Regions from separate parts of the Mus musculus genome. Here region 1 is linked to region 2. A link is a loop called in an ENCODE intact Hi-C map of the cell type or tissue named here. Cell type or tissue: heart. All regions are shown on one strand. Links, peaks and the distances in the headings refer to the core of each region. The heading gives the core; the rest is flanking DNA. Region 1 holds the start of Zbtb21 (zinc finger and BTB domain containing 21). Region 2 holds the start of Mir6964 (microRNA 6964).

Region 1 (16,296 bases), core at 4,784-12,783, 82 kb before region 2:
TTTGTATCTGTTGAGGCCTGTTTTGTGACCAATTATGTGGTCAATTTTGGAGAAGGTCCCATGAGGTGCTGAGAAGAAGGTATATCCTTTTGTTTTAGGATAAAAGGTTCTGTAGATATCTGTCAGATCCATTTGTTTCATAACATCTGTTAGTTTCATGTGTCCCTGTTAAGTTTCTGTTTCCATGATTTGTCCATTGATGAAAGTGGTGTGTTGAAGTCTCCCACTATTATTGTGTGAGGTGCAATGTGTGCTTTGAGCTTTACTAAAGTGTCTTTAATGAATGTGGCTGCCCTTGCATTTGGAGCATAGATATTCAGAATTGAAAGTTCCTCTTGGAGGATTTTACCTTTGATGAGTATGAAGTGTCCCTCCTTGTCTTTTTTGATAACTTTGGGTTGGAAGTCGATTTTATCTGATATTAGAATGGCTACTCCAGCTTGTTTCTTCAGACCATTTGCTTGGAAAATTGTTTTCCAGCCTTTCACTCTGAGGTAGTGTCTGTCTTTTTCCCTGAGATGGGTTTCCTGTAAGCAGCAGAATGTTGGGTCATGTTTGTGTAGCCAGTCTGTTAGTCTATGTCTTTTTATTGGTGAATTGAGTCCATTGATATTAAGAGATATTAAGGAAAAGTAATTGTTGCTTCCTTTTATTTTTGTTGTTAGAGTTGGCATTCTGTTCTTGTGGCTGTCTTATTTTTGGTTTGTGGAGGGATTACTTTCTTGCTTTTTCTAGGGCGTGATTTCCGTCCTTGTATTGCTTCTTTTCTGTTATTATCCTTTGAAGGGCTGGATTCGTGGAAAGATAATGTGTGAATTTGGTTTTGTCGTGGAATACTTTGGTTTCTCCATCTATTGTAATTGAGAGTTTGGCCGGGTATAGTAGCCTGGGCTGGCATTTGTGTTCTCTTAGTGTGTGTATAACATCTGTCCAGGCTCTTCTGGCTTTCATAGTCTCTGGTGAAAAGTCTGGTGTAATTCTGATAGGCCTGCCTTTATATGTTACTTGACCTTTCTCCCTTACTGCTTTTAATATTCTATCTTTATTTAGTGCATTTGTTGTTCTGATTATTATGTGTCGGGAGGAATTTCTTTTCTGGTCCAGTCTATTTGGAGTTCTGTAGGCTTCTTGTATGTTCATGGGCATGTCATTCTTTAGGTTTGGGAAGTTTTCTTCTATATTTTTGTTGAAGATATTTGCTGGCCCTTTAAGTTGAAAATCTTAATTCTCATCAACTCCTATTATCCATAGGTTTGGTCTTCTCATTGTGTCCTGGATTTCCTGGATGTTTTGAGTTAGGATCTTTTTGCGTTTTCCATTTTCTTTGATTGTTGTGCTGATGTTCTCTATGGAATCTTCTGCACCTGAGATTCTCTCTTCCATCTCTTGTATTCTGTTGCTGATGCTCGCGTCTATGGTTCCAGATCTCTTTCCTAGGGTTTCTATCTCCAGTGTTGCCTCGCTTTGGGTTTTCTTTATTGTGTCTACTTCCCTTTTTAGGTCTAGTATGGTTTTGTTCATTTCCATCACCTGTTTGGATGTGTTTTCCTGTTTTTCTATAAGGACTTCTACCTGTTTGGTTGTCTTTTCCTGTTTTTCTTTAAGGACTTGTAACTCTTTAGCAGTGTTCTCCTGTATTTCTTTAAGTGAGTTATTAAAGTCCTTCTTGATGTCCTCTACCATCATCATGAGATATGCTTTTAAATCTGGGTCTAGCTTTTCGGTTGTGTTGGGGTGCCCAGGACTAGGTGGGGTGGGAGTGCTGCGTTCTGATGATGGTGAGTGGTCTTGATTTCTGTTAGTAGGATTCTTACGTTTGCTTTTCGCCATCTGGTATTCTCTGGAGCTAGTTGTTATAGTTGTCTCTGGTTAGAGCTTGTTCCTCAGGTGATTAGGTTAGCCTCTATCAGCAGACCTGGGAGACTAGCTCTATCCTTAGTTTCAGTGGTCAGAGTACTCTCTGCAGGTAAGCTCTCCTCTTGCAGGGAAGGTGCCCAGATATCTGGTGTTTGAACCTGCCTCCTGGCAGAAGTTGTGTTCCACTCACTATAGGTTTTAAGATCCAGTGGAGGGTCCTGTGTGGGTCCTTGCAGGTGTCTGGAGACTGCCCGGGCCAGGGACCCTGGTGCTGCAGTGGACCAGAAGGGACTTGTGCCCCGGATCAGGCCGGGTTCTCTGCTTCCTTAATTAATGCAGTCTCAGGTCCTGTGAGATTGGATTGGAGCATGCGCTGTGTTCCACTCACCAGAGGTCTTAGGATCCCGTGGCGGATCCTGTGTGGGTCCTTGCGGGTGTCCGGAGACTCCCTTTTATACTATAATCTAAAAGTGCCTACAAAAGAAAACTGGAAGCTGGGCTCTCATCTCTTCTTAAACTCACTCATTTAAAACCCAAACTATCTAGAGTTCCTTGATAATTTTCTTTTCTGTAAATAAGTGTTCCCCTGGGTTCTATGACCCATTCCACCAGTCACACCTTAGGACTTGGGTGTGGAACCCCAATGTATAAGCAGTCACCAGAACTTGGGGCTTGTAATTGATTGACAGTGGGAGGCAATTTAGGGGCTACAATCCTTAACCTCAGGAATTGAATGCTAGTCCCAGGTAAATGGTGTTCAAATTAGAGAATTATAGATGGTATCCACTGCTCTAACCAATATGGAAATAATGCTGATCTCCTAAAGGGATGTGTGTCCCACTTTTAGGCTGTCAGACTACTGAAACTATTGTCCCCAAGAAACTGGAATTTCCTCAGGAGTCTCCTGCTGAGATGGAAAAGCATGAAGCCTGGGACAGACAAGAGGTACAGATTTCACACAGTTCTGACAACTTGTCAGACCATCTTGCAGGAGCTGAGACAATAATGATGGGTCAATGAGTTAGGATCATACCTTGATCATAACTGCTCAGCTATGCATACCTTTGTCTACTTATACCTAAGCCTGTTCAGACTCTAAAGGTGTGTGTGTGTGTGTGTGTGTGTGTGTGTTTTCACTGCACCTCTTTCTTCCTCCTTCTACTACAATGACACTGAATAAATTTCCTTTCTACACTTTCCTCTTTAATTGGATTTGGAGAACATGCAGCCAAAGTCAGCTGTTAGTGCAGTCAGAGCCCAGCTCTGACAATGAAAATTCCAATAATATTGCCACAGCCTGGCTTCTGTGATATTTCAGGGAGATTGACAACTCCTGTCCCAAACTGTGGTCAGATTGGATAAGATTGGAGTGGCAAAACTAATGTGAGTATTTATTTCCTGCAGCTGGATCATCACGATGATCACTCTTGTCCACTAGTGGTGAAGGAAGAATTGAGCATTGACAGGAAAGCAGGTTTTACCAAGAGGCCAAGTCTTGTTCCTTCTGCAGTCATGACACATGCTTGTAGCATCTCACTGTAAAACCCTAGCTGATTTTTATAAGGGAAAAAAATCTTGGGATTTCCAGTATTATTAGGATATTCTAGACTTCTAGACAACAGTGTGTCAAATGGATTCAGCATGCAAACTTTGTAGAACCAGAAATGATGTCATCATGGTTTCTGCTCAACAGGCATCTCTTCCTAACAATTTCCAAAGTGCAGAGACATTCATGGCTATTAGCTCGCCTCAGTAACTAAGTGAGAAAGGGGCATTCATCTATTTTTGAAGTCACCCAGGTGGTAAATGATAATGAAGTGGTTAAATCATATGTGCATAAACATGTACATAAAGGCAGAGTTGGAGATCCTCTGCAATATTGGGGTGTCCATCTTTTTGACCTACTGGCCCAGAATATCTGATAGACTTTCTTGTGATGCAGGAATTACAAAAGACTAGCTTACTTTGTCCTGGCAAAATTTGGCAGTTGGCTTCCTTTGTGTCCTGCTTGTCCACAGCTTGGATGGCATGCTGTCAGCAGAGGACGACGGCAAGGGCAGTTTTTTGCCCAATGACTATCTTTGCACATTTGAAGCAAACTCCATATGGGTTTTTTTTTTTTTTTGATACCCATCATCTTTGAAGTAGTATGAGGGTGCTGCCAGGAGCAAACATATCTCATTGTCAAGCCTTTTATTATTAAAACATCTTTAAATGCTGTATTCTATAGATCTCTAAAGTGTTTAAAGATCATACCCTATAATTCCTATCTATTTCAGTATATTTGAATAGTCAAATGTTGTTTGTTTCTAGCTATTTACTATTTGATTAACTTTGAAAATGTCTACAGGAGGCTAAATATAGTTTATTTTTATAATTAACTAAGCTAGTACCTAACAAGACTACAACCAGCAACCTGTCATGTCTATAGTTTTAGAAGCTGCTTGCTCTACACTTCCTGCTTCCTTAGGTAATATCCTTCTCAGGTCACTGATGGGGTTAAAGACTAAGTAGATATAGTCTCATAGTTAAGGTCTAAAAATATATTTATAGGTTGATAAATACAAGTTATGAGAAAAAGTGACTTAGATACAGAACTTTGAACTCACCAAGTAGAATAGATAGTAAATTATGTTCTCCAAAGTTGCTAAATACAAATGGACTGGGCATTATGAATGCAAATCTTACCTGAAAGTTTTCATAATTGTTTGTATTGTATGGAAAAACACTTTTATTGGATTAAAAGGGGGCAATAGTGGATGCCATTCAGAATCTGTGTGGGGAGGTGAACTTCCTGGAGATGGTCCACTCTACTGGGAGATTTTCCATATTGTTTAGATGAGTCAATGATTTTACAGAATGCCTGATTTTATTTAAATAGTCTTAGGAAGTTAGGGTACTTGATTAAAACTTTAAGGAAATGTTTGTTGGAATTAATTATTTTAACTTCTAAAGTTAGAATTAATTAAATATATTAATACAGTTAGAAGTAAGAGTAGAATGTGGACCCTATCTTGTAGAATAGTGAGGGCTGCATAGGTTAAAAATGGCATACAGTAAGCTTTCAACAATTGCATGTATGTAATTGTACTAGGAAGAGAAAAATAGGCTTGGGACAAATTAATGCTCAAAGAAAACATTTCATTCTAGGTTAGGTCTGTGTCTTGGGGTTTTATCGCTGTGAAGAGACACTATGATCAAGACAACTCTTATAAAGGAAAACATTTATTTGGGGCTGGCTTACAGTTTCACAGGTACAGTCCATTATCATCATGGCTGGAAGTATGGCACTATGCAGGCAGAAATGGTGCTGGAGGAGGAGCTGAAAGTTCTATATCTTGATCTGAAGGCAGCCAGAAGGAGTCTGTCTTCTACAGGCAGCCAGGAGGAGAATCTCTTCCACAAAGGATAGAGCTTAAGCAAAGGAAACCTCAAAGCCCACCCCTATAGTGACACACTTCTAACAAGGCCATACCTACTCCAACAAGGCCACACCTCCTAATACTGCTAGTGGGCCAAGCATTCAAACACATGAGTCTGGGGCGGGGAAGAGGGGGCGGCAAACCTATTCAAACCAGCACAGTTTGAGTTCCTGGATTTCATGATCTAGGGATGTGGTCACAGGTGCACCATGAAAAGGCAAAGCTATGAATAAAGAGCAAATAATTTTATTGTGACTATAAAAACAGAGAATAGATGATTAGCCAGTTTAGCTGAACAAGATTTCAAAAAGAAAATGTAAGGTAGATGATCTGTTTCTTGGTAAATAAAATCGTCAACTAAGCATAGGGAAAAAAACTTGCTTAAACGTTGTTAAACAATGACAAAAGCATTATTGCTTTGTGATTACCATGAATTATAGATGGGAAATGTTTAGTTAGGTATGAGATTCAAAAGAAGAATACACAATCAATAATTCTGTTGTAATTTCCTTTGCGTGATGATTTTAATCTGTTCTTGAAGAGTATGTCCTTGTGGTGACTGGTTTTGGAGAATACATAACTTGTGGCTATGAGGTAATTGTTTTCTTACACAGATAACTTTGTCTTAGATGGTATAAAAAGGCTAAAAGAAAAAATAAAGTTGTTGGAGCCTGCTTGTTAAAGCTTTGCTCCATCTACCAAATGTGCGTGAATGTGTATGAATGTAGGAATATATGTTTGGTATGTATGTATGTATGTTGTGTGTATGTATGTATATGTGTGACATTGTTAGAGTTTGCTCATTGAAGCTTGCTTCATCCACCAAGTAGGTGTGAGTGTGCGCCTGCTTTACATTATCACCAACCCCACATCCCCTCCTTAGATCGATGACCACACTGTCAGAGTTGGTCTTCCACACACAGCCAGGCATGAAGCCTATGGGGGACAAATTCAAAGGCACATACAGGTGGCAATAGACAAACCCCACAAAAGGCACTAATGAGCACAGAGGTGTAGCATCAACCCTAGAATAAAGTTGAAGTGACAGGAAGAGCATAGAAGCAACAGAATCCCAGAGCAATTACAGATGACAGGACAAGGTAGAAGATACAGGGTAGCTCCAGTGAGGAATCAACATACCTGAAGCCCAGAGGTGAGTTGAGAAGGGTAACAAGCAAGGTTTGCTTTCACAGATGGGGGTCAAGCTATTAAGTCATCACAGGATGAAGTTCAATTCTCCCCTAAAAACAATGGAGAACCTAGTGTTCACACTGGAGTAAGGTAGCATTTTAAGACTTATCTTAAAATAAGATAAGTCTCCACCCTGGTTGCAAAGCCAGGGTGGAGTAAAACCTGGAGGCTGGAAGAGCAGTTAGAAAGTTTTGTGTGTGCACATGGGTGTGGGCACACACACTTAAAGTGACTGTACTGCCAGAGTATCTTCCCTGGCATAGATGAGGTAGCACAGAGTAACAGGACCAGCAAGACCACAGACCTCAGAAACGCAAAGTAAGACCACAGACCTCAGAAATGAAAAGTGTGTGGATGGGCAGGTAGCAAAGGAAATAATACAGGAAGCCACGAAGGTGCAAACCAGGGGCAGGAAGTCCAGGGCAAAGTGGCACAGCACTGTCACTGAGTTAGAAGAAGGAACCAATAATATATCATAAGCCAGAGGTGTATGAAAGATCCAAAGGTTTCTGTTGTATTTGGCAGTTAGGTCAGATTCAGAGAACTGGCAACCTTGTTTGAACATGGAGACACCAGAGTACAGGCAGCATGCACTGCAGATACAGCAACTGAGCTGGCAAACAGTTGGAGGGAGGTTGCTTTGCACTCCATGTGGTTAAACAAAACAAAACAAAACAAAACAAAACAAAACAAAACAAACGAATCTGGCTTCTCTCTGGGCCATAGGCTCTGCAGCTCCATACTGATTTTCTGCATGTAAAAAAGAGGCCCAATGGTGTGTGGTCCTCTCAAATCCCTCTTTACAAGACCACTTCTTGCTTAACTGCCATACAGTTCAAATACAAATACATTAAAAACAAACAAACAAATAAACAAACCAAAAAAAAAAAAAACCCTTGAATGATTGCAGAAGAGAACTTTCAGTGTGAAATTCTAAAGGGCATAGTCTTGAAATGAAAAAAAAAACTAAATACTCAGAGTTATTCATTTGGAGTCTGTCCCCCCCCCCAATGGATCTACCTATTGCAAGATTCCTTTCTCCACATATCCCTCACACACTTCATAATGCTGTTTCACCTTGATTCACGTAGTTAAAACCCACCTTCAGAAGCATACTTGAAAACCACACACTTCTTGAAACATAGAACACCTAATTTAAGATCTAGGCTTTTGTTTTGTTTTTGTTTTTGTTTTTGGAGACAGGGTTTCTCTGTAGTCCTGGAACTCACTCTGTAGACCAGGCTGGCCCTCGAACTCAGAAATCTGCCTGACTCTTCCTCCCAAGTGCTGGGATTAAAGGCGTGCGCCACCATTGCCCGGCGGATCTAGGCATTTTTAAAGTCTGTTACAGAAATTTCACTTGTTGAGACTGTCTGCTGCTATGTTCCAGGCTCTAGAAAACTTCCGTGGCCTAGAGACCCTTTCTTCACAGCTGGAATTTGTAGTTTGGCATTTGTTACCCAGCTGCCTGGTTTTGGCGTACAGTCATCTGACAAATGGCATTGTAATTTTCATGCAAAGAGGCTAAAAGAGAACTGGTGTTGCAGGGAAAAAGGTTAATCGTTCTTTGTCTTTTGTTTTGAAATGAGCCAGGGCCTCACTCTGTAGTTCAGAATAGTTAACGGGAAATCTGCCTCAGTGTCCTGGATGATGGGATTCCTTGCATGCACCACCCTTCCCAGCTTCAACACCATTTTAAAAGGGTAAGGTTTGGATATGTGTTTGAAAAAGCCACAGAGCGAATAAGGGGAACCTGGGAACCCAACTTGTTCACTGCCGCTTTCTCCAGGAGGAAGAAATGGAGATGAGCTATTTTCCCGATAGCTCCACATTCCGCATTCAGGGGCTTTCCGCGACCACATGCGTACCCTGGGGGCGTCCCTACGCTCTGCTGCTCGTGCCCGCGCCTCACCGGAGAGGCACCAACGCGCCGGACCCAACGCGGCCGCGCTCCCGCAGGCCCGCCCTCGGCCCGCCCCCAGCCGCCCGGCACCCAATCCCAGCGCCACGCACGTGACGAGCGCTGCTTGCGATGACCTCATCCCTGGTGTGGGATGACGTCAAATTCAAGATGGATGGAATCACAGCGGCAGTGGAGGCTGCGGGTTGCGCGAGCCGAGTGTGAGCGGAAAGGGGCTTGGCGCCTGCCCCAGGGCTGAAGAGCGGTGAGTAACCGTCACGCTCCGCGCCCTAGGAGGACGTCGGGCCCGGTCGGGGACTACGGCCTCTCCGCAAAACGCGGCCTTTCCTGACGTAACTCTGAGGTGATTTCTCTTCTTTTTTTCCTCCACCAGTGGGTTGCGGGCGTCGGGCCCTTTTACGCGTGCGCGGGGCCGCGGTCCTCACCGAGCATGCCCAGACTCCCACGTAGTCGAGCGTGTCCAAGCACTGCGCATGCTCTCTGCCCGCATTTGGCCTCGCCCTCGCTCCTACGCATGCTCAGCCTCCAGGCCGCTGAGCTGCTCACCCTGGCCCGGGCGGCCTGAGTAGCCGCGGTGTGCGTCTGGGGTGCTGGCCACAGCATAGCCGTTGAGACGCCGCTGCGGGTTAGGGCGCGCTCTCTGGGGCGGGCGGGCGGCGCGCGCTCGCGCGGGGCTGGGAAACTGGCGGGCGGTGGCGGCGGCGGCGGCACCCACACCTGCAGCGGCTGGAACGTGACAGCCTGGCAGCCAGCACCTCTGGGGCCACCTCGTTTGCCCATGCACACCCTATCGGACCCCTCACCCCCACCCTCGGGCCCAAGGCTTTTCTTAGGAGAAAGACCCTCTTTCGGGGACATAGCACGGAAGACCTCCCTGCAGCTCACATCTTGGCCGGGGTCTCCCCCATCTCCCTGGCTTGGTTATTTGGAGCACCTTTGAGTGCTTCCTCTGCAGAGACTGCACCTTGTAATCAAAGAACCATGCACATATGTGCCCCCGAGGCTCTGGGTTCTGGAGAACCGCACACTACAGAACGTGTACAGAGAGCCTTAAACAGGTACTCCCTAAGGTTGCCCGACACAGGGGTGGTGTTGGGGGACACTGAGCCGCCCTTTGAAGCTTGGCATTTTTTTGTGTGTTGCATGAACTCCAATCGCTTCTACATCTTTGGACATCTATCTGTGTTACAGCATAGTCTGGTGATTGTTCATCAGCATGACCCTGAGTCATAAGTTCCTGGGTTTGTTTCATGGTCCTCCCACCTTGTTTCAGAGGCTGAAAGTAGGTTAATCCATGTTAGTGTTTCCACTGAAAACCTTCCTCCACTTCTAGTGATTAATCATTACCCTTAACCTTACCCCTAAATATTGACGTTAAAGTAGAAATTTGGCTTACGTAAAAATGACTCTTTAATTCAGCCGATGCACTTAACAGCATAGTGTTTTCATTTAGTATTTATTGAAAGTATAGGGAGTGTCATTCTTAGGAAATAGAAATTGTTAATAGAAACTCTCCCTTGAGGAACTGACAGTATTGTGTGGTGGAGAATATTAGATATGACAACAGCAACAAAAGAAGTAGCGTAGAGGTCTCTAGACAAGGAGATAACTGAGAAGCCATTTTAGTTGTCCCAGTACTAGAGCTTAAAGGGCTGGATTTACAAGTATCAGAGATTGGCCAAAGGGCAAAGGAAAGAATAATTTTCTGCCAGAGGAGATATGGCTGGCATCATCCAACCTAAGAAGGTGATGATTGAAGACAAACAGGTGTGAAAGTGTGGATCACAGGTGCCATGTAGGACAAGTGACTTCACTGAGATGGATCTCTTTAGAAGGAAGGGGGTGGGGCCTGAAGAAGTCTGAGCAGAGATACAGATGGAGTCAGTCCAATTGTTAATATAGTCACAAAAGCTCAGGAAAGGCTGAGAAAACGCCCCCATGCTGGGTTCTACAGACTCTGGAGAGATAAAGATCAACAAGTCCAATCCCCAAGTCTAGTGAGCTTTCTTTATGTGGTAGATACCTGCTAAGTCCTATGCTAGGAATTCACAACTGAAAACAAGGGCTTTTTGGGAGAGCATGTGGGGTGTTGTGAGGGAGCCACATATAAACCTGATGCATTGAGATCACCACGGGGTCATTGCAGAGCGGTGAAGTGTTGCTGTTGGCAAGTTACAAAAGCTTTATAGTTCCCTCTGAATCCTTCTGTACAAAGTGGCCAAGTAAAGGAGAGATAAAAGACACGTTAGGGTTTCAGAAACTGGAAGTGCAGATTTGTGGGTTAGATGGTAAGGAGTGCCACTGTCTTAGTTTGGATTTTATTGCTGTAAAGAAATACCATGACCAAGGCAACTTTTATAAAGGAAAACATTTAATTGGGGCTGTTTTTTTGTTTCAGAGGTTTAGTCTATTATAATCATGGTGGGAAGCATGGAAGCATTCAGGCATACATGGTAATGAAGGAGGAGCTGAGAATTCTACATCTTAATCTGAAGTCAGCAGAAGGGTACTGTGTCCACACTGGGCATCGCTAGAGCATAGGAGACCTCACTGCATCCACAGTGACACACTCCAAGGAGGCCACACCTATTCTAACAAGGCCATATCTCCTAATAATATAACTCCCTATGAGTTCACTCATGTGAATCTATTGGGGCCAGGCCTATTCAAACTACCACAGCCATCCAGGTTTGGTACAGAGGTGAGTTGATATCAGTCAGAGAAGTCTTGTATGCTAGTCTGTAGTTTGGGTTTTTCTAGAGAAATAATTTAGGGGAAAAACCCCTGTAGTCTAAAACAGGTCAGTAAAGTGGCCAGCTTTATTTAGAGTAAGCAGTCAAAAAGCTTCATTTCTACTCCTTAATTTAAATTGGAGTAGGGAGTGAAAAATAATCACATATGTATTGTGTAAGATCTCAATTTGGGCATCATGAGGAGTGCCAAAAGTAATATATTGGACTTTAAAGAGCTTGCAGTCCTGGCGGGACACACAGCCAACTAGCATATGCCAGGGAATAAGCATAATGTGTTGATTGGTGTACCTGCTCTGTGTGATAACTGTTGTGCCTACTGTTGGCAGTAGGCATTTGCTTTTTGCCTTTTTGACAAGAGACTCCAACCCATGTTGGCCTTGAACTCATAATCCTCCTGCCTCAGTCTGTCAAGAACTGGCACTATAGACATGTGCTACATGATGTATTTTGCTTACTTGTTCTAAGCTTAAGTAAGTTTAGGACTGTGTTTGTTTAGTTGGCCTGCTTTAATTTAGTATACAGACTCAGTGACCTAAATAATAGAAACTTATTTTTTCACAGTTATAGAAGCTGGAAATTGGAGATGAAAGTGGTGTTGGTAGGCCAGGTCTCTACTGTACTTCTTCCCTTGGCTTGCAGATAGCGTCCTTGTGTGTCCTCATAGGATCTTCCCTCCATGTTTGTCTCTGATCTAATGTCTTTGTTCAGAGACATCACTCTTTTTTTTTTGGATTAAGACACATTTTAACTTAATTAGCTGTGTCTTAAAGACCTCAGCTCCAAATATGATTCCTTTGTAAGGTACAGAAGTTAGGACTTCCAACAAACAAACTAGGATGTTGACTGGGAGTGTTTAGCCCTAAAGGAGTCCTTAAGGATTAGAACTTGATCTGCGCTGCAAAAGGGGTTTGGCAAAATCTGGACGGTTCAGATTGAGTAGTGGAGGAGGTCAGATGGGCAGGTTGTGTCTCAGGAACAGAAACAGGAAAAAGCCACAGTAGGTAACTAAAGAATTTTAAGAGTAGTTTGAATAAAGGAGTCTGTAGAGGCTTTTTTTTTAATAGGTTTTATATTTAGCCTGTTCTGTTTTAACTAAGATAGTCAGGACTATAACTTCATTCAGTATTATATCAAGGTGGTTCCTAAGCTCCCTCTGCACTGCTGGGAACTACACCAGCTCTTACACCTCTGTCTCCATGAAGACATTTAAGACATTGAAACTGAATTTTGGGGTTTCCTTATCTCTAGACAACAGGGCTTTTTCTGTTCTGAATATCCCTGTGTAAAAAATGTAATTATCAGCCTGGTCTACAGAGTGAGTTCCAGGACAGCCAGGGCTACACAGTAAAACCCTGTCTCAAAAAAAAAAAAAATGTAATTAACACCCCTCAGATATATTTAACCATGCCTTGCACTTGTAGAGGGCCAGTGAGCAAGCTGCATTCATGGAAGATAGTGTATGCTGGGGCACTAATGGAAGCCTTTCTTGAGGAATCTAGCATATGAAAGACAAACATGAAAGATTAGGACAAGAGCAAGAAGCATGCAGAAATAAGGCAGAACAGAAACTGACTGGTTAAAAAGGGGATTTATTTTAAAAAATAAAATGAAAAATACATGATCTCTTGAGGCTCGAGGAAAAGCTTAAACATCAAGAAAAAAACAAAACAAAACAAAACAAAAAAAACCCTGGGCCAGGAATGACAAAACCAAACCACTTACAGGAATGTACAAGTCAGGCACTAGAGCATGAGCTCTCAGACCACACTGAGATCAGTCATTCGGCTCCACTCAACTGTTGCCTTTGTCTTCGCAGGAACCATAATCTAGGGAGAAAGTTTCTAGTTGGCCTGGTCTTGGGTGTATTCCTACAACCATCAGGTTGCACTTGCTAGGCAAGAATATTCTTCCAGACCAATGCAGAGGGTTTCTGCAGAAGAAGCAATGGCTGCTGAGTGGCCAGAACAGACCAACAGAAGCTGCTTGTTTGCAGCATAGCTAAGAGCCTAAACTATGTTACAGTGGAGCCATCCTCCTGACTGAGGCTGATAATCTACCCTTGAACCAAATTTGAACTAGAGAGAGGGAGGCTGAAATGTGTTGAAATGCAGTACAGTAACCTGACACCATGAAGTATTCCCCTAAGCCTGTCTGGCTTTGAAACCAGAGGCACTTTAGATAATTTCAGGATGTCTGCAGTGTTACCAGGTGAGTGATGATAACACTGAAGCTCAGCCAGCCTCCTGTCACCATGTAGTAAAATCATGTAGAGAGTGAGAGCTTGGGGATGAGGGGTGTGTGTGTGTGTATGTATGTGTGTGTATGTGTGTGTGTGTTTAAATGTTGGATGTTGATGTTCACATGCATCCCTCTAGTTCCTGGGTTATGTTAGGCTTATGTAAGTATTCTTCAACATTGCAGAGGGGCAGTATTCCCAGAGCTTAGCCTTAGGTTAGTAAAGGGACATTTCCCACAGAGCTATTAGTGTGCATTTTTGGACTAGTCCCAGAGCCTAGCTCTTTTGTAAAGATCTTTTGCTATGGCACCAGTCTTTTAAATTGAAATAGGGGAGATCGATTTGAATCCTTGCACTTCCTCACCTTCCCTTTATAGTATCCTGTTGAGTTTCTGACTGTGTGCTTCCCTTTCTTATGAATCTGTCTCCAGAATACTCTATTCCAAAATTGCCCACCTTCCTTAAACTTCAAAGTCCTTATTCCAAGTAGCATAAGGATGGAAATGCTTGGGTTGAATTAATTTATGTTAAGATACAGCTGTCTCACCTCAGCATCTAGTATGTCATAGGCATTAGTGTGATGGCATGAAGTAATTTTATTGAGTCCAGCTGTGAGGAGCTTTAGGGTCCTTATAGGGAGTTGACTTGAGGCCAGGGCAAACTTCAAAAGATTTTAAGCCTGGGCCATATAAAATTTCTGGAAGTTATGAGTCTTTGGCTTTAACATCAATATGAAGTAAATCCCAAGCCTTTCCTTATTCCCACCAGTCACTCACTCTTCCACCCTACCACCTCCTGACCACATTGATAGCCTTCTGGTGTTCTTCCACACTCTATGCCTTCTTTATCACATTGTTGTCTGCCCAGTCACAGGAATGTGAGGTGCAGGAGAACAGGAAGCCAGCCAACGAGCTCACCTCCCACCATCAGCACCTCTTATGATGCACAGTGTACAGCGGGCTCACAAACACTCGGGAGAGGAAGAGAGAAGAAAGATGTGTGCTTGCCAGGTGGGATTTGCTCTGTAGACTGGGCTTTTCACAAGTTGCCTTGTTTATGTCTCATGTGATTTACACATGGTATAGGTAGGGCTAGCACTGATCAGGCAAGGACACTACTGTTCAGAAAGGATGAGCAGTCCTGTTAAGATTATATTCCTGATAGGTGGCAGTAGACTGAAGACTTCCCCATGGATAGCTGTCTGCCATGAGCTTTCACCATCACAATTTTCTCCATTCTCCCCCTTTTAAATCTTCAGAAAACATTAAGTAAAACCATCTTGGAGAGTTTGGGAAGGTATTTATAGGAAGATCCAAGTAATAAGGAAGTCAGCCTGTTTCAGAATCTTTTTTTAGGGGAGTTTGTCTCGGCTGCTCTTTCCAGGCTTTTCTGCCATGATTGATTGATGGGATTTCTACATAATGAGTCAGGTGGAGATGAGCAAGCCAGGGACAGTGATAGCTTCATGGTATGTACATGAGATTTGTTGCTGCTGTTGAGTGATAGTGAATTCATACAGGACAGAGTCTGCTACTCTTTAACACTCACTGAGAAAGTACACCCAGCAGCACAACTGCTGTTGTGAGGGCTAAGCAGCTGAGATGTCAAAGGGTCAGGTCTGAGAAGTCAGGTCTGGAGGATTCATCTGCACTTCCACAGCCACAGTGTGCTGAATTGCCAGACAACACTCCGCAGCTCTGCTTTTCTCTTTGTTTGATCTCTCAAGCAGTGTCTATACTTTAGTTGCTAAACTCAATAAGCAGTTACACTTACTGTAATCAAAATGCAAGAATTCAAATAGTCCTTGTTTTTAGGTAGACCAGGACTAGAGCCATTGCTTTCAAGTCCTCATAATTGACTTAAAGTGTAAAAGCAACCCGTAAGTAGAGGTGAATCCATGCCACTTGGCCTTCTCTCCAGTCTCTGTAGAGACTGTAGAAATGGGTGTCACTCTTCTGCTTATAATCTGCAGTGTCTTCATTTTGATTACCTAAGCCCTTAGGGTGATGACAGTTCCCAGGATGACTCTTGCTCTCGTTTGTGGTGCTGCGCATACTCCTTGCAGCTCCTCTCACCTTTCCTGCCTGACTCTTCCCCAAGCTTTGTTCCCTCGTCTGCCTTTCACCTGGTGCTAGTGGCTGTCACTTGTACTGCATCTCCTATGATATCCATAGACATTTCTCTGTATCTACATAATGTATATTGTCAACAGATTGTTGTGTGCTATTCCTGTGCAAGACTAAACTTCAGGAACTAGGCTGTGGTTAGTAGAGTTTTAGTACATTCTAGGTGGATCATAGCTTACATCTGTATTTTTGGGTCGTCTTGGTGTCTTGGTTTTTCTCTCAAAAGTAGAGCCTGATACAATGGTCTAGATGTAGATGTTTGGGCAGAGATTCCAGGAAGCTCAAAAAAGGAAATAAAAAGATGTGCACAAAGGAAGATTGATGAATTGTCACTCGCTGTAGAGTGTCAGAACTGAGTCCCTTAGAAAAGGAGAGTTAGGGAAGCAGTCTCATTTCTCTGTCAGATCCATCTCAAAGGCCATCCTTTTCCCTGTCCTGTCAGATCTTTGTTGACTCTTCCCATTGTTCTGTAGTTACTTCATTAGAAAACTCAGTGGCTCTGCCTCAATGACAACCCCATGCTACTGCTATCATGACAGTAGACTCCTCCTATGCCCTTTGCTTTGTCATCTGCAAAGAAGCCAGAACTGTTATAATTAAGACATAACTCAGGTTTTTTGCTTATGGTCCCTCCAGTGGCTACCTATTTCCTACAGAGTAAAACCCCCTCACAGCTACCCAGCCTTATAGTCTGACTCCTGAGATGGTCTTGTCCATGACTCCCCCCTCTCGGCTCCAGTTTTATATCACACTAGTATTTACCTCTGCTGTGTTGTCTTTTCTTCAAAAT
Region 2 (16,296 bases), core at 3,072-11,071:
TTCCTAATGCTGCAACCCCTTTTACAGTTTCTCATGTTGTAGTGACACCCTAATAATAAAATTATTTCATTGCTACTTCATAACTATAATCTTGCTACTGTTATAAATTGTAATGCAAATGTCTGATGTGCAGGACAGCTGATCTGTAGCCCCATGTGAGAGGCCTTTCTATCCCTAAAGAGTCATGCATGACCTACAAGTTGAGAACCACTAATTTATAGAGATCTGCTGCACAGAACAGAACCATGCACACATGTGAACAAGCACCAGTACCCAGATAGGAATGGTGCAAAATGAGTCCCAGGTAGCTTATTATAGTCCCTTCACAGGCTTTACATGGGGTACTGAGACCCTGACATCTTGAATATGGGAGATGTCTGAATTACATAGTGGTAGCAGTTAAAGCTCCATTCTTAACTTGATAGGCTCTGTGGAAACAAGCTTCCAAACAAGTCATTGAGGGAGTTTCAATTGAAATAGGAAGATCCATCCTAAATGTGGGCAACACCATCTCACAGGCTGGGTTCCCAACATGAAAAAAAAAAAAAAAAAAAAAAAAAAAAGCAAAGACAAGTTGAGCACCAGCATTCATGTCTCTCTGCCTCCTGATACACACTGTGATTAGCTGCTTCGCATTTTTGCTACCTTGCCTTCCCCTGTCATGATAGACTGTGCCTTAAAACTGTGAGCCAAAATGAACCTTCTTCCTTAAGTTGCTTTTGTTAAAGCAACAAACTGGATAACCAATACAGCTATAATCATAGATCCAATAACTGAAAGCAGCACATATTTATTGCTGTTCAGTATTTGGGGCCTGGAGTCTTTGCACAGCTTGTCTTGTCCTAAGCTCTGGCTCTATCTGCCTGCCATCAAGTTCTTGACTGGGCTTTGCTCCTCTACAGCTCAGGGGCTTCTTCAACCCCACAGAGTTGGTGACATGATTGGTTCATTATGTACTAAAGTCCTCAGTTTCTCACTGGCTGTGCTCCTGAAGACTGCTGTTATTCCTGGCTTGTCATGAGCTAACAGGACAGTTGCAGTTCTAGAGATCAGAGCTAGCATCAAACCAAAGTCGAATGATGTTGTCTGATGGTTTAACATCTAGCACACCTGGCTGGTACTTGTGTCTGGCATGCAGTGATATGATGACCTGTCTCTCTCCAGAAGCAGGCGCTCGGGGTAAACATGCTTTCTGAAGCCCTTGAGGATCTTTTCAAGCACCTAGTTAATGCTGCCTCTCCATCTGTTTTTCTGAGCACCAAACCCACGCAGGTCAAAGAAGCTCAGGTAAGCCCAGATCATAGGACAAAGGAGATTCTGAACTTGTGTTTCTAGTGCCTTTACTTTCCATGGTGGGGCTGACATTGCACAGGCAGATGTTGCCCATGGTATTAGAATACAGCCTCAAGGTCAGAGCTCCATAGTGGGAATGCTTGCCAGGCCACTCATTGCTGAAGTGATGGTCTTCTAGTTTGTACTTTTCCATAAACACTGTCAGCTGGTGACAGGATTTGATGCTAAGTTCTAGGTGACTAGGGTCACATGAATACACGAAGCCATCTTTATCCTCCTTTGCTTATCGGGTGGTAGGCAAAGCTCAGCTAGCAGATGAGAACAGCAGGGGGTTATAGTCTTCACTCTCAGAGGCATAAGGCAGGGGAGTCAGTCTTCCCAAAAACCACCATCAGTTATCCATCCATGTAGGTAGGAGCAAGCCCAAGCTACTTCATCTTCTAGTAATCCTATTAATAGTGGATTCTTGGAGAGCAGAGGGGACTGGTAACCAGAAATATAAAAATCTGAGACAGTTCACAAAATAGTTTTGTATTTTCAGAATCCATGGACTCAAAAACAAAAGGCCCCTAGGCTATCATATCTAATCACATTCTAAAATGAAATTGTCCTGTTTCATTAAGTGCCACACCCATGACAGCTCTCCAGAGAATTGAACACTTGAGCATGGAGATGAGAGAGATTTATGAAGTATGTTATGATGTTGGGACTAATAAATAAATGGTTTGGTTCCAGCTCATGTCTGAAGCCTTGAACACCAGGAGAGTTTGGTCTAATTCCAGACTGACCATAGGCTCAGAGCTCAAAGCCCAGGAGGACTAGAGTTTTCTGTTTGATTCTAAAAGCAGAAAAAGACTATGGCTCAGGTTGAGCAGTCTGAAGGGAGGAATTCTTTCTCATTTGGGATGACTCAGACTTTTCTACTCAGGCTTTCAACTGATGGGTGAAGTCCACCCCATTAGTAATGGCCATCTACTTTATTCAGTCTGTCTGTTTAAATGTTGGTCTTTTGGGCTATAGCTTAGTTGGAAGGGTCCTCATATAGCATGCAGCATGCATGAAATCCAGAATTCAATTTCTTTTTCTTTTTTCTTTTTGGTTTTTCGAAACAGGGTTTCTCTGTATAGCCCTGGCTGTCCTGGAACTCACCCTGTAGGCCAGGCTGGCCTCGAACTCAGAAATCCGCCTGCCTCTGCCTCCCAAGTGCTGGGATTAAAGGAGTGCGCCACCACGCCCCGCTCAGAATTCAATTTCTAAGACCATATATCTTAGGCATGGTGGCATATGCCTCTAATACCAGCACTAAGGAGGCCGGGGCCAGAAAATCAGGAGTTCAAGGTCATCCTCCATTACAAAATGAGTCTGAGGCCAGTTAAGTCTCAGTGACACAATACCTTGTTTCAGAAAAAAAAGTCTGTACTGAACATTGATCCCACCCCCAACAGCCATCATAGAAACACTCAGAATAATATTGACCGAGTACCTCGGTATTTATGGCCCAGAAGTAGAATCCTTATAGCTTAGTGGTTAAAGCACTGTGTCAGTGTGAAGATTGGAATTTGGATTCCTAGAACCCAAAGTAAATGTCTGGTATGTATGGTAGTCTGCCTGTAGTTTTAGTCTCTGAAGGCAGAGGCCAGGGGATCCTAAAGCAAGCTGACTGACTGAACTAGCTGTATTGGTGAGCTTTGTGTTCAAGGGAGAGATCCTGCCTCAATGACTAAGGTAGAGACTGATTAAGGATTACACCTGATCACAACCACAGGCTTTCATATGCATAGACATGTCCATGTTTACACATATGCAAGCCCCCCCACACATGTAAACACTGATACATACACATGAAGGAAAGAAAAAAAATAGCCAAACATACAACTGACAAAGTATCTCATCTCCAACCCATCCCAGTGCTTTAAGGAAGTTTATAGTCCTTCTTGGCTGTTGGTATTCTTCACTCACAGAAGGGAAGAACCTGGTTCATAGCAGTATTTGCTGGGCAGTACCCATGAGTGTCTCTGAAGATGTTAGTAACCATGATCAAAGAAGTGTCTCAAGTCCAGTCAGAACCCAGGATAGCTCCTGCATGGCTTTCACTATCCAGAGTCCAGCACCTCTCAGAAAACCTTCTGAGGTCTTAGGTTCTTGTGCTAAATTTAAGAGCCCCTGTGAGCACTGCCAGTGCCTGATGCCCTTCTGAGAATGAAATAAGACTGCACTTGCCTCTGTCCCCTTGCTTGTGCAATAACAGGGGTTCCCAGCTGTTCTTCCTGTGACTGGAGGCAGAAAGTGATCACAGACTGATGGCCATTTATACCTAGATGTTGTCCTGTCCAACACAACAGCCCGAAGACTAACTCACTATATAAAGTACATCTCCTGAGTCTGAGCATGGATCTATGTGCTGGCTAGTCTTTACTGCTCTGGAAAGCAGACCACAAGCAGACTTTGAACAGAGTCATCACTATTTGCAGGTTCTTCATTTGGGATAGAAGAGATCCACTGTAGAGGCAAGAAAATCTTTCCATGAGATAGCGTCAATTCTAAGATGACCCTGAAGGCCAGGTGCCCTGTTCTGATATCCATGAAGACACTGTTGTCCCTGAAGATACTGTCCCATATAGAAGCCAGGACCCCTGGCCAACCTCACACATCCTCACAGCTGTTGCTATGTTTTTTCCCTCACAGAGTCTACAGTGCCCTTCCTCCACTGCTCAGGAACCCTGCCCTCCCAAACCTCCAAGGGCTCATGAACTAAAATTGCAGGTGAAGAATATCAGAGTTTCCCTGATAAACCACCCTGGTGCTTCAGGTGGGTGCTACCAGGGCCTCTGGGGCTGCCCACACTGTGGGAGGGATCTCCCATGACTGGGGATGGTGAATTCTCATGTGGCAACCTGGTTGGGTCTACAGTGTGATCCCTGCCTTCCTCTGCAGAAATATAGTGAAAAACTTGGTCTTTGGCTAATGGGCTTGGGGTCCAAAGGCCACAAGCTGTAACCTCCTGAGCACAGTGAGCAGCTGTGGCTGGTGGTGGCCAATCATGCATACCCAGAAAGTTTGTGGAAAGGATTCTAAATGTACCAGATTCAGAGAAAGGGCAGTTGAAACAGTAACAATGTGAGTAACAGAATCTGGTCACTATACAGGACATATGTGCCATGAAGCATCATACTGCACCTCACAAATATGCAGCTAAACTCATCAGCATGTACATGAAGGCTTAGGGAAAGCAATGTCGTGGTGGCTCTGTCTGTTTTCAGCCTGACAGATACTAGTCTTTTTAAGCTGAGCCAATAAATTCCTGTTGAGCATCCCTGAGCCTCTGATCAGTGTAGCTTATGCTCTCCTAGAAAGTGGGTTGTATGAGTGGCTTATAGGGGCTTTGTGCCTCTGGTGCTGCTAATAGGAGGAGGAAGGCAGTTGAGGAGTCATGGTTTTCCCAGGATTCCCAGTGATCACTGAGGCCCCCTGTGAGAATGGAAGTGAGATTCTGGTTGTTGTTTAAGAACACTAGGAGTTCTGGTCACTGTTTGCAAAGGTTCTTCCACTTTACAAGGCATAGAGAGGCTTCATGTGAACTAAGTCTCTACAAAGATGGCGGTAGCTGATGGTTTTGCAGCAAGTGCTTGCATGTTGCCTTTCATAACCTGGATCACCTAGTGGCTGAGTGGGTCCCCTGGACTACCAGGTTGTGGTGGGGCCCCATTTTGGGGTGCACATGCTATGAAACCAGATCCCATTCCCCAGCCATACTAAGATGCCCATAGCTGGAAATGGATCTGAGTCTTTCCTTGAGGAGTGACTATGAAAGTTACCCTACCTGAAACATGGTAAGGAGTCAAGCATTGTGGTCAAGTTACTGACCACAGAGGACTTGAGGACTGATGCTCTAGAGGAAACATTGTCTCAGAGCAGGAACAGTTGTGAAATGTCAAAGTGCCTATACCAAGTACCCACAAAGGATCGTGGGATAGATGAGGAAAGAAAACATCTGCTTGTTGTAAGTGGGATACGGGTTGTCTGTGAGGTGCAGCCACAGTTTAAGCTCAATATCGACCATCGTTTGGGTAGGCTGTTAGTCTAGTCTAAAGAGGAGCCAAGCCTAAGCAGGTGTGTTGCTTCTGGGTGAGGCTCCATACCTTAGAGTCCTGCCTGCTTCCAGGATTGATGAATTGATGAAGAAGTAGGACACTAGGGCCAGTCCAGGGCTGTTACCACCAAGTTATTGCCCCAGCATTGAGAGTGTGTAAATGGGAAATGACAGAAAGGTTTCTTGGGTGAGATTTTTTTTTCAGTTAATTTATTACTCTTTCTTGTGTGGGTAAGCAAAGTGTTAATGCAATTAAAAAATAAAAGCCAAATACAACCTTGCTTCATCTGATCACAGGCCTTAGCCATGTGTGCGTGGCTCAGCTGAACGATCCTGAACAGAGATTCATCAGCACCCTAGTGAGAAACACTACTGACCTCAGTTGGGAGGAGGAATTCACCTTGTGAGTACAGCCTGCATCCTCAGAGGCCTGCTGGTGGCAGCTAGGTCTGCTCAAGACGGACAGATCCTGGAGTCATTGTATAGCACTGTTTACACTAAGAAAATGTAAAATTAAAGAAATGAAAACAAGTTGTCCTGAGTTTCTGAAAGATAGCCAGCTCCATGTCAAACATGGACTTCCTTTTAAAGGCAGCTCCAGGGATCACCCTTCTTTCTCTTTCTCTATTGTGACAAAGGACTGTTTCCCTTAGCACCCAGCCACACAGAACAGAAGGAAGCCTCTAACTGATGCCAACCTCTGGTGGAGAAAATAGAAAGGGGACATGAAAACCATTTATAAATAACAGTATAAAGATCCTAAGTAAAAAGTCATCACATGGGATCCAATGATGCATTAAAATAAATCTATTTGGGAGCTGTGGCTCTGGTCAAGAGCATTGGCTGTTCTTGCAGACCTAGGTTTAGTTCCCAGAACCTGTTATTCCAGGGGATCTGATACCTTCTTCTGGCCTCTGCAAGAACCGAGAGTACATGTGATATACATACATGTAGGCAAAACATGGACACACGTAAAATAAAGTGTTTATATAGCCATTCTGTTAAAAATAAATAAATCCAAGCTGGGTATGGTAGAGCATGCCATTAATCCCAGTACTTGGGAGGCAGAGGTAGAGGCAGGCAGATCTCTGAGTTTAAGGTTGTCCTCTTTTACATAGTGAGTTGCAGGACAGTCAGAGCTATCTAGAGACTGTCTCAAAAAACAAACAAATCCACAAATCCAGTTTGCACCAGAAATGTAAAGCTGGCTTAATATAAGAAAATTCATTAATAACTTCCACTGTACCAGCAAGTCATAGGAGAAAGTAAACTGCCTGACTTCACACCTACCCCAAAGAGAGTTGGTAGTGTTTAATACTGGGTCCCAGTTTTGAAAACACTTAACTAGGAGAAATTCATGAACACATTTGTAAGAGGAGTTTAAAGATCTCACCATGAGTGATCGGTCATAGTGGCAGACCACTGGCATCAGGATGCTATGATCTTGATCTAGAAAAACTGATTAGCGCACTTAGAAAAGACCAAGGAATGACAGAAATGATGGGCGGATCCTGGAAAGGGAGCTGGAGGGACAGTCTGGTGGGTAAAGACTTGCTGCCAAACTTGACAGCAGATCCCAGGATTCCAATTTTCAGGACCCACTTTGCGGAGAGAACCAACTGTAGTGAGTTATCCTCTGACCTCCAACTGTGTGAGGATGTTAATCTCCATTTGTTTACTGGAAAGGACTCTGTTATTAAACAGTCTATCTGTAAGGACTTGGATGGATAAGTTTTATAAGGCCAAGGCAGAAGAGTACTAGACACCTGTAAAAAGTACAGTTGTTCTTCAGTCTGTGATATCTCCAGGGAATCACCTAAAGCTGTTAAAGGCGATGGTGGATATAGCATTGATGAATGGGTCTTATGCAAAAGATAGAAAAGAGGGAGGCTTGTTGGAATTCTGTGTTTTATACTCAATTATACACAGTCGTGCTTTATAAATGGTAGCAGTGGCATGTGACATTCAATTTTAAGTTCATAAAAATTAACCAAATGAACTCAGGGTCTCAGTCTGCACTGCCCACCTGTCATGTGCTACATGGCTGGTATATTAGCTCAATACACTTCTTATCACCAAAGGGTGTTCCATGGGTCCCCACTGAAAGGCCAACCCTTGGTTGAATTGGTGGCTATTTCTGAACTGTCAGGCTGCCGGCAGTGTGTTTTTAATGACTGACAACCATGTGTCTTTAGTATAATAATATATATATATACACACATACATACATACATACATGGCATGGTGTGTGGGGTGGGAAACTCAACCCTACAGCATGGAGCTTTGGATGGCTCACATGGGTTTGTTCTTTTTGCAGTGAACTGAACGCCAAATCCAAGGAGCTGGTCCTGCAGATCTCACAGGATGGGTGCTCCTCAGAAGGTGGGTGGTGAATATGTAGAGAAGTGTTCCAGATGAGCACTCTGGTCTAGGCTCTGGAATGGGGAGGGGAGAAACCCTGAGAAGGAGGTGGCCTCCTCCTCTGAACCAGAGGTCTCCCAACTAAATGTTTGGTACAAAGTTAAGAATCAACAGTGTCATTCCTTTGGGGGTCATGCTTGTCTAGTTTTTAAACATTTTCCTTAATCGTTATGTGTGTGAGTATGTTGCCTGTCAAATATGCCTGTGCACTGTGTGCATGTAGTGCTTACAGAGGCCACAAGAGGGTGCCAAATCTTTCAGGACCAGATGGTTGTGAGTTTCTGTGTCAGGCTGGGAACTGAACCTGGATCTTCTAGAAGAGTAGCCAGCATGCTTAGCACCTAATCTTCTCCCCAGGCTCTACTGTTAAACTCCAGAATCTTCCATCAATAATTTTTAAATTAGAGGAGCAATTTCAAACCATTCTAGACTTAACAGACTTCCTTTTATATATATATATATATATAGTTTTGTTGTTTTTCGAGACAGGGTTTCTCTGTATAACCCTGGCTGTCTTAGAACTCACTCTGTAGACCAGGCTGGCTTTGAACTCAGAAATCTGCCTGCCTCTGCCTCCCAAGTGCTAGGATTAAAGGCATGCACCACCATTGACTGGTGTTTCAATTTTTTAAAATAAAAAAAAACCAAAAAAATACGTAACAAGCCAGGTAGTGGTGGTTTACTCCTTTAATCCCAGCACTTGGGAGGCAGAAGCAGGTGGGTATCTGTGACTTTGAGGCCAGCCTTGTTTGTCTACAGATGGAGTCCAAAACAGCCAGGGATACACAGAGAAACCCTGTCTCAAACAAACAACACACTTTCCCATCATAGCCATTGTTAGCCCTAGCAGCGCCTGTCCTAATGTCCCTCTCTATAAGTTTCAGCTGATGTTTCCTTACAGAATAAGTCCCTTGGCTGAATTTAAAATGAACACACGAGGGCTGGAGAGATGGCTCAGTAGTTAGGAGCACTGACTGCTCTTTCAGCAACCACATGGTGGCTCTGTAATGGGATCCCTTTTCTGGTGTCTGAAGACGACACAGTGTATTCATATAAAGTAAATAAATCTTTAAATAAATAAATATATATATATACATATACATACATACATACATACATACACACACACACACACACACACACACGATTCAGACAGAGGAAGTTTAGGGTAAAGTCACCAACATAATCATGGATCTAAGTTTGTTAGATTTTTTTTTTGTTTTTACATTCTTTTGTGGTATGTCTGTGTAGGTTCGAGGACAGCTTGCAGGAGTTGATTCTCTTTCTATCTTGGGGGGGTCCTGGAAATCAAGTGTAATTTGTCAGGCTTGGTGACAGGTGCCTTTACCTGATGAACCATCTTGCTGGTCCTTAAATTATTTTTTTCTTTCATTTTGTGGTGCTGGGCTTCAAGCATGTTAGATAAAGTGTTGTACCACTGAGTTACACTCTCAGACCTCTTGGATGTTAAAATCCATACAAACATTAAAATTGGGAAGGTAGAGACCATTGTCCTATCCAGCTGTACCATTGAGTCTCTTGGTGATTCTTCTGAAGGGAAGTTGGAAGGCAAGAGACTGAGCAGATGTTCATGTCCTAGTTACCGTTAAGAGTTCTGTTCTAGCCTTTTGGAATCACCTGTCTTTAGATGCCTGGGGAGGTGATAAGAAAAACCTTCTCTTCATTGAGTGATTATATAGGACACCCTGCATCAGGCTACCTTTAACTTCTCATTCCTCCCAGTCCCTGCTCCTGGTGGCCCACCGTCCTCCATTCCAAGGCAGCCGGGTGTAGTCTGTGAAACTGCAGCTTTACAGAAGCCATGTAGAGTATGCCCGTGTAGTCTGTGTTTAAATTCTCATTCTGACTATTTGCCCTGTTGCTCATAATCTTTGTGTGATTAGTCATTACACTCCTATCTGTCTCCCTCTTCCTCCTTTCTCACCCTCTTTCTCCTTACTTATTCTTGTTTCTCACATATAGGGTACACATTCTATAGCAGGTCACTGTCATCATGCCTTGACCCCTCCATCCTTGCCCAGGACATTTAGTAGTCACACCACTACCACCACCACCACCTCTACCACCACCACCACACACATCTGTTTTCCAGTTTCTGTCAGTGGTTCAAGGATGGTTGATGCAGTTCTACACCCTATGTGCTTTGGATATGGCCTTTGGCAGGCCTGGCATGTAGCCCCATTCCCTCTGGAATGCCCACAACCTCTTTATGTTTTATGTTTGGTGATACTAACACTGTGTAGTGAACCTAACGGAACCCCCCTTGGGGTGTGAGACTGGAAACATCACCATTGTTCTTTCTTGTCTTCCACTCTAGGTCTGTTGGGGATAGCAACCATTCACCTGGACCTATTTAGGAAGCAGCCTAATGGCCCACAGACCTTCAGACTGATCAGTGGGACAGAGCCTGACAGCTTGGTGTTGGGCTCAGTCACTGCAGAGGTATGGTGGCATGTTCTCTGCTGCTACAGTCCTGTCTCCTGCCTGCCAGGGCTCACTGTTGCCTCCATATGACATGCTGAGCTCACCCACGATGTCCTGTTCTCACCATGGGCTTCAGGCTCAGGTGAACACATCTTGCCAGGACTGGCTTAAGGTGGCTTAAGCTGGCTACTATAGGAGATGACCTTTCCCAGTGTCATCTCAGCTAACCCAGCTGCCCTCCTTTTAACGTGGGTCTTTGTCAGTCCAGGTTGATTTAAAAAGAAAATTAAGTAATATGGGTGAAGAAACTAAAGTAGAGGTTATTGGGGCGGGGGGGTGGGGGGGGAGTGTACTGCAGCCAAGTCAGCCTGTTGTTACTGTCTGCAGAATACATATTTGCAGGTCTACAGCTGTAGTTTGCACCAACCAGTCTGAAAATATTCAGGGAAAACCAAACAAATAAAAATCATCCAAACTACATCAAACTGAACAAGTATATACCTTTTCCTCTTACCATAATTCCTTGAGCAGTACAGAAAAATATCTATTCCCTTGCATTTTTGTTGTATTTGGTTTGAGAGGTCATCTAGAGGTCATTACTATACCAGGAAAGGACATGGGTATTCTGTGACACCATGTTCTGTGTGTGGGTTGTGGCCTAGAGAGCGTGAGAAGCAGTTGTCCGTGGAATCTCCTCTGTGTTTCAAAATGAATGTCTGTCTTTGCCATAGTTTTCTTACGTAGAACCTGGGGAGCTGAAATCCTGGCCAGCTCCTCCCCCTGTTTCTGCTGCAAAGATAGAAAAGGACCGTACGGTGATGCCATGTGGGACTGTGGTCACCACTGTCACTGCTGTGAAGACCAAACCTCGGTTTGACACTGGGAGGGCAACCCCACTGAACTCAGGTGAGACCAGAGTGCATTCTCATTGCAGGAGATCCACAGGCTCCCAGCCTCTGGGGTGGGGGTGGGTGGGGCTCACCCTGCAACACTGAGCATCGTGGCATTCAGTGTCAAGGCTTAGCAGAGAAGTCTGGTGGCCTGGAAAAAGACGAGGGAGGGGAGGGAGGGAGAGATGGGGGTGGAGAGAGAGAGAGAGAGAGAGAGAGAGAGAGAGAGAGAGAGAGAGAGAGAGAGAGAATATGTTAAGAGACAGAGATGAGGTTCTTCCAGCCACATGGAACTCAGCACTCCATCATACTCGTGATTATTACAAGTCTAATACAGGTAACTGAATGTATGTTAAACACCACTGATAAAGAGGCATGATGTGGGCTGAAGATGTGGCTCAGCTGGGTAGTATTCATCTAGCATAGAGGAAGCCCTGGAGTGGATCCCAGAATTGTATCAAGTAGACATAGTGGCACACATTTGTAATCCCAGAACTGAGGAAATGGAGGTAGAAGGATCAGGAGTTCAAGTCATTCTTGCCTAACATGAAATATTATCCAACCTGGGATGTATGATGACTGGTCTCCAAAAAAAAAAAAAAAAAAAGGAGCTTTGGGGTTTTGGGTTTTTTGTTTTTTAAATGAAGCCAGCACAAACCTTTCTTTTGCATTGTAGCTAGCCCCTGGGTGGTCAAAAGAAAAATACATTGTTATACCTTCCCAAAGTAGCTCCCATGGCACAGGTCAGGGACCCACAATTCACATGAGAACTCTAGTTTTATTAAAATGTCTCTGAATTTTTGCTCCAATCTAGACCCCCAGCCCCACTTTTGCCAACACAGTGGAAGAGCCAAATGTGTGAGTCTAAAAGCCCAGCTACAGCCAGTAATAACTGCAGGGCCTCAAGGTGCACTAGGGGCTTCCCCCCATAGATTTCTAGAATCTTCTGTTGAAAATTTGCATGCCCTTGCTGATGGAGTCTTGTTCTTGCAGAGTCCCCTGTGAGGACACCCGTCACAGTGAAGGTCATTGAGAAGGACATCTCTGTCCAGGCCATTTCTTGCCACAGCGCCCCCGTCAGCAAGACATTCTCCTCTTCAGACACGGGTAAGATATCTGTGTACTTCTGAGCTTTAGGAGTGAGGGTTTCCTTCTCCCCTACCTGCTTGGGGCGTCTTTGGTTTGGTAGCAAATAGAAAATGAAAAAGCTGGGAATGTCAGGTAAAGGGAGACTGGGGACATAGCTGGGCCCCTTGGTAACTTTATGAAAGCTATTTTATCGTTTGGCATGTGGATGACGTCAGAGCCATTGGGTGAGCGACACTGGGGACAGCGTGGCCTGGACACTGTGCTTTCTCCACACTGTCCACACAAGCATTTAAGAGTCATTTTCTGAGCTCTCTGGGTACCTTTTTAAAGTTATTTTTACATAGCTGCAATCAATCAGTTGACAGAAACAGCTTCATGGTGGGAAAGCTTATTTTGGCTCCAGTTTTAGTCCCTCATGGGGTTGGGGAGAGGCATGACTGTGTAAATACATAAGGAGTCAGGATCATATTAGACCAGGACATAAAGAGATTCTAAACCCAGGGCTATCCCCTTCAAAGCCTGTCCCTAGTGTCAGACGTCTGCCAGCTAGGCCCCACCTTCTAAAGGTTCCACAGCCTCCCAAAATAGTGTCATTGGCTGGGGAACAAGTATTCATAACATGAGCCTATGGGAGACATTTGATATCTAAGCCATGGTATTGCATCCTGGCTGGCTCCAAAGGTTCACAGTCATCTTATAATGCAAAATACAATTAGTTTAACTTTAAGAGTCCCCATAAACTTAATAGTTCCAACACTGTTCAAGGATCTGAGTGTAGAGTTTTGTTTTTGAGATTCAGGGATGTCACTTAGTTGTGAGCCCCTGTAAAACCAAAAGGAGAGTTAGATATTTCCAGACTGCAAGGGTACAGAGTAATCGTGCCCATTCAGAATGGAGAAATGGGGGGATGGGAGGAAATTTTAGACTAGAGGGAAACTGAACCATATCAGGGCACTGAATGCTGTAGTCCTGTGTTTGGCATTTAATGCATGTGGTGGAAATGATTGGAGTACCAATAGACACAGACAATTCCACTCCTGCACATTTGCCATTTGCAGCCCATGTGGCCTGTCTCTTGGGCTAACTCCACTTATTACCTACAGCTTTCCTTGGGACATGTCTTATGGTCCTGGCATTGACAACATCCTGGGGTCTCTACTGCAGCTTAGGCTTCATCCTCAGAGATTCTGCCCAATGAGATGCTCCCCACAGGAAACCTGAAATGAATAGTACTTGGCCCTACACACTTTCCTTAATTTAGGTGCAACCCTGTATGATCCCATAACACCTGTTTACTGCATGCTTGAAAACCTAGCACTGAGTGGACAACCCTACGTTTCACTGATCACTTGATAGGTAGCTAGGCCTTCCTAGTATCATGACCACAGTGACTTCTAAGTGCCTAGATGAGTGAACCTGTGACACATTTCTCTATGAAGCCTCATTCAAGTATCTTTCGAATGAATACATAGTTTTATATGCTGGAGGCATCAGGGGTCTCACCAATTCCTGAAATATCCTGAGAGCATCCTTCCTACATCCTTGTACATACTATTTGACTTCTTCCTAATGGTGCTTAAATAACCATGGCCACACCTGCCACTTGCTTTGGCAGTTTGAGATACTCTTCTTTCCTAACCAAGCACTTCATTTTTCATGTCTTTCTGCTCTAATTTCTATTCTTACACCCCACTGTAAGACTGGCTAAAGCAGCCAGTAGTAACCATGCCATGGCCTGAATGCTGCACTATAAATTCTGCCTCTTTATAGTCCTAGAACATAGGTAAACTATAGGCAAATTCTGTGCCAAAATGTAACACAGATAGTTTCTAATCCTGTTCCCAGTGGAGTCCTTGTTCCCATTCCAAACTCACTGTTTCTCTCAGCACTCAGGTCTTCCATACAACCACAGGAATAAGTCTAAGGTCTAATTACAGTATTCTAGAACCTTTCTTCCTATTCAAAAATATTTTTATGTTTTGATTCAATGTATTTTGATCATATCCGTGATCACAACTCCCCAGTCCCCATCTTCTCAGACCTCCCCCAACACAAACCCTCCCACCTCATGTCTCATTCTGTTTTGTTTTGTTTTTTTAATAAACTGAGTCCCTACATGTATGAGGGGCCATCCACCAGAGCATGGTTAACCCACCAGTGACTACAATCCTTCCTGCCCCGAGCAGCCATCAACTCCCAGTAGCCCTTCCGCTATGAACAGAGCGATGAACCCGCTCATGCATGTGGAATGTTGCCTGGCTTGATCTTGTGCAAGTAATCACTCCTGCTGTGCTTCCTGCGTACCAAGGCTGTTTCATATCCAGGGCACAGCAGTGTACAGCCCTCTTTCCTGGCCTCTAGCTTTTTCCTCCTCTGCTTCCAGAGTATTCCCTGAGCCTTGGGGAGGTGGTTTATTCTCAGAAAATTTTCTTTTATGAGTCTCTGCATTGACCACTGCCAAAGGAGGCTTCTCTGACAAAAGTTGAGGTTGACACTAATTTGAATGAGAACAAATATTTCTGACCTCTATCCATTTAGCAAAGCAACAATAGACAGTTCCTCCCAAGCTTGGGCTTTTGACCAAGTTTATAGGATCAGGAGTCAATTCCTTCCTGTGCAGCTGACTTCAAATCCAAAAGGCAGAAGGTTACCCCGTAGTAGTCATGCCGCTATTGCACTAGTCATACATCTTGCCTGTCAGGTCAGTACAGAAGAATGCAGAGTTTCTGCTGTGTAAGCCCACTGATTCTTTTTCTCCCCCAGCTGCCTGCATAGCACCTTCTAGCAGGGAGGAAGTTTTCAGGTCAGTTCCAGCTTTCTCTATGTTCTAACTGAAAGTGTGTTGTGTCTTCAACAGTAGGTCTTACCTTCTAGTTTCGGTGAGCCACAAGAGCAATGGCAATAGCCTGTGTCATTTTGTGAGCCTCCAGGGCTTCTTCAGGGGTTTTTCTAGTTCACATATCCAAATTTTTCCACCATTCCTTCCACAAGTCAGTTCCAAAGGCCCAAACCACATAGGTTTCACAGAAGCAACAACCCACTTTTGTACCAATTTTTCTGGATTAGTAATTTTGTATATTCTGTATCGCTATGACAAAGGGATCTGGCAGAAACATTAAAAGGGAGAAAAGGATTGTTTTAACTCACTTTTTTAAGAGTAAATGCATGGTAGCCAGAGTTTGTGACAGAGCCTGCTCATATCATGGGTAACCAGGTAGCAGAGAGGAAGTTCAAGGTTCCATCCCTAAATGTATTACAGCCTCCAGAGTAGCACCACCATCTCAGAAGGCCCCTAAACACTGGCCTCTCAGAGACATTTCTCATTCAAGCTGTGACAGTTCCAATTCTGTATTTTTGGATTATTTTCAGATAATCAAAATCTTGAACAGGTATCTTCCTGTCTAGACGTCAGTGTGAGGACCTGAGCTTAATCTGCAGTACCCACCTAAAAAGCAAGGAGTGGTTGAGCAAGCACTCCTTTAAGCCCAGCTCTGGGGCCAAGTGTGTAACTGTAGAAACCAGACCCTGTGACCTATGGCCATGGCTGATGTCCTGCTCCTAAAACAGCTTTATTGTCCTGGTTCCTTCATTTGCTTCTGCAGTTCTGGGAATCAATCACAGAGCCTTGTGCATGCTATGCAAGTGCTGTATCATTGTTACACCCTGGATCCCTTTTTGTCATGTTTCATTTTACCTTAGCAGAATAATATAAGCTATAAGTACAAGCTCTCTGGAGGAGAGACCCCTCTCCACCTAGCCACCTACCCGATGACCTGGCATCTTTTCAAGTGGAGATTTTTTTTTTTAAAGAAAGAAAAAAGAACTCACCTGATGGAGCTAGGGATGAGCAAATGACAAAACACGCAGGCTCTGTCAGCAGTACTTAATACTTTTATGACACAGGAAGGGCCAGCTCTTAATAGCTTTATTGGCTTCCTTGGATTCATATTCTGTGTCAGCCACTTTTGGAGGGAGGAGGAGTTATGTGCCTTTGTGAGATCCAAATTTTCCCAATGTTTAAAACTTTCTTTTCTTTTCTCCTCCTCCTCCTCCTCCTCCTCCTCCTCC

What was found. Hi-C counts contacts between places; a loop is a spot of excess contacts. Peaks named below come from ENCODE experiments on the same cell type or tissue, not always from the same donor. Only the 100,000 strongest peaks of a DNase experiment are listed, where the experiment ranks them.
Region 1: a loop joins it to region 2, with 3 times the contacts of the local background. A loop is called at or near these places in 2 of 42 quality-filtered maps.

Annotation. Positions count from the first base shown.
Region 1 is chr16:97,954,852-97,971,147 of GRCm38, reverse strand. Zbtb21 (zinc finger and BTB domain containing 21) reads left to right here and starts at 8,526. Exons shown (of 3, transcript NM_175428.4): 1 at 8,526-8,734; 2 at 14,248-14,390. The coding sequence starts at 14,319. In heart, for the core only: a CTCF peak has its summit at 8,382; DNase peaks (open chromatin) are centred at 8,467 and 8,857; H3K4me3 peaks cover 2,372 bases; H3K27ac peaks cover 1,971 bases.
Region 2 is chr16:97,871,079-97,887,374 of GRCm38, reverse strand. It overlaps C2cd2 (C2 calcium-dependent domain containing 2), which reads left to right. Exons shown (of 14, transcript NM_174847.2): 5 at 1,165-1,287; 6 at 3,979-4,102; 7 at 5,681-5,786; 8 at 7,701-7,765; 9 at 10,143-10,267; 10 at 10,981-11,155; 11 at 12,133-12,246. It overlaps Mir6964 (microRNA 6964), which reads left to right and starts at 10,084; the gene lies at 10,084-10,142. In heart, for the core only: a CTCF peak has its summit at 8,031 (motif pointing right); no DNase peak of the experiment used is centred there.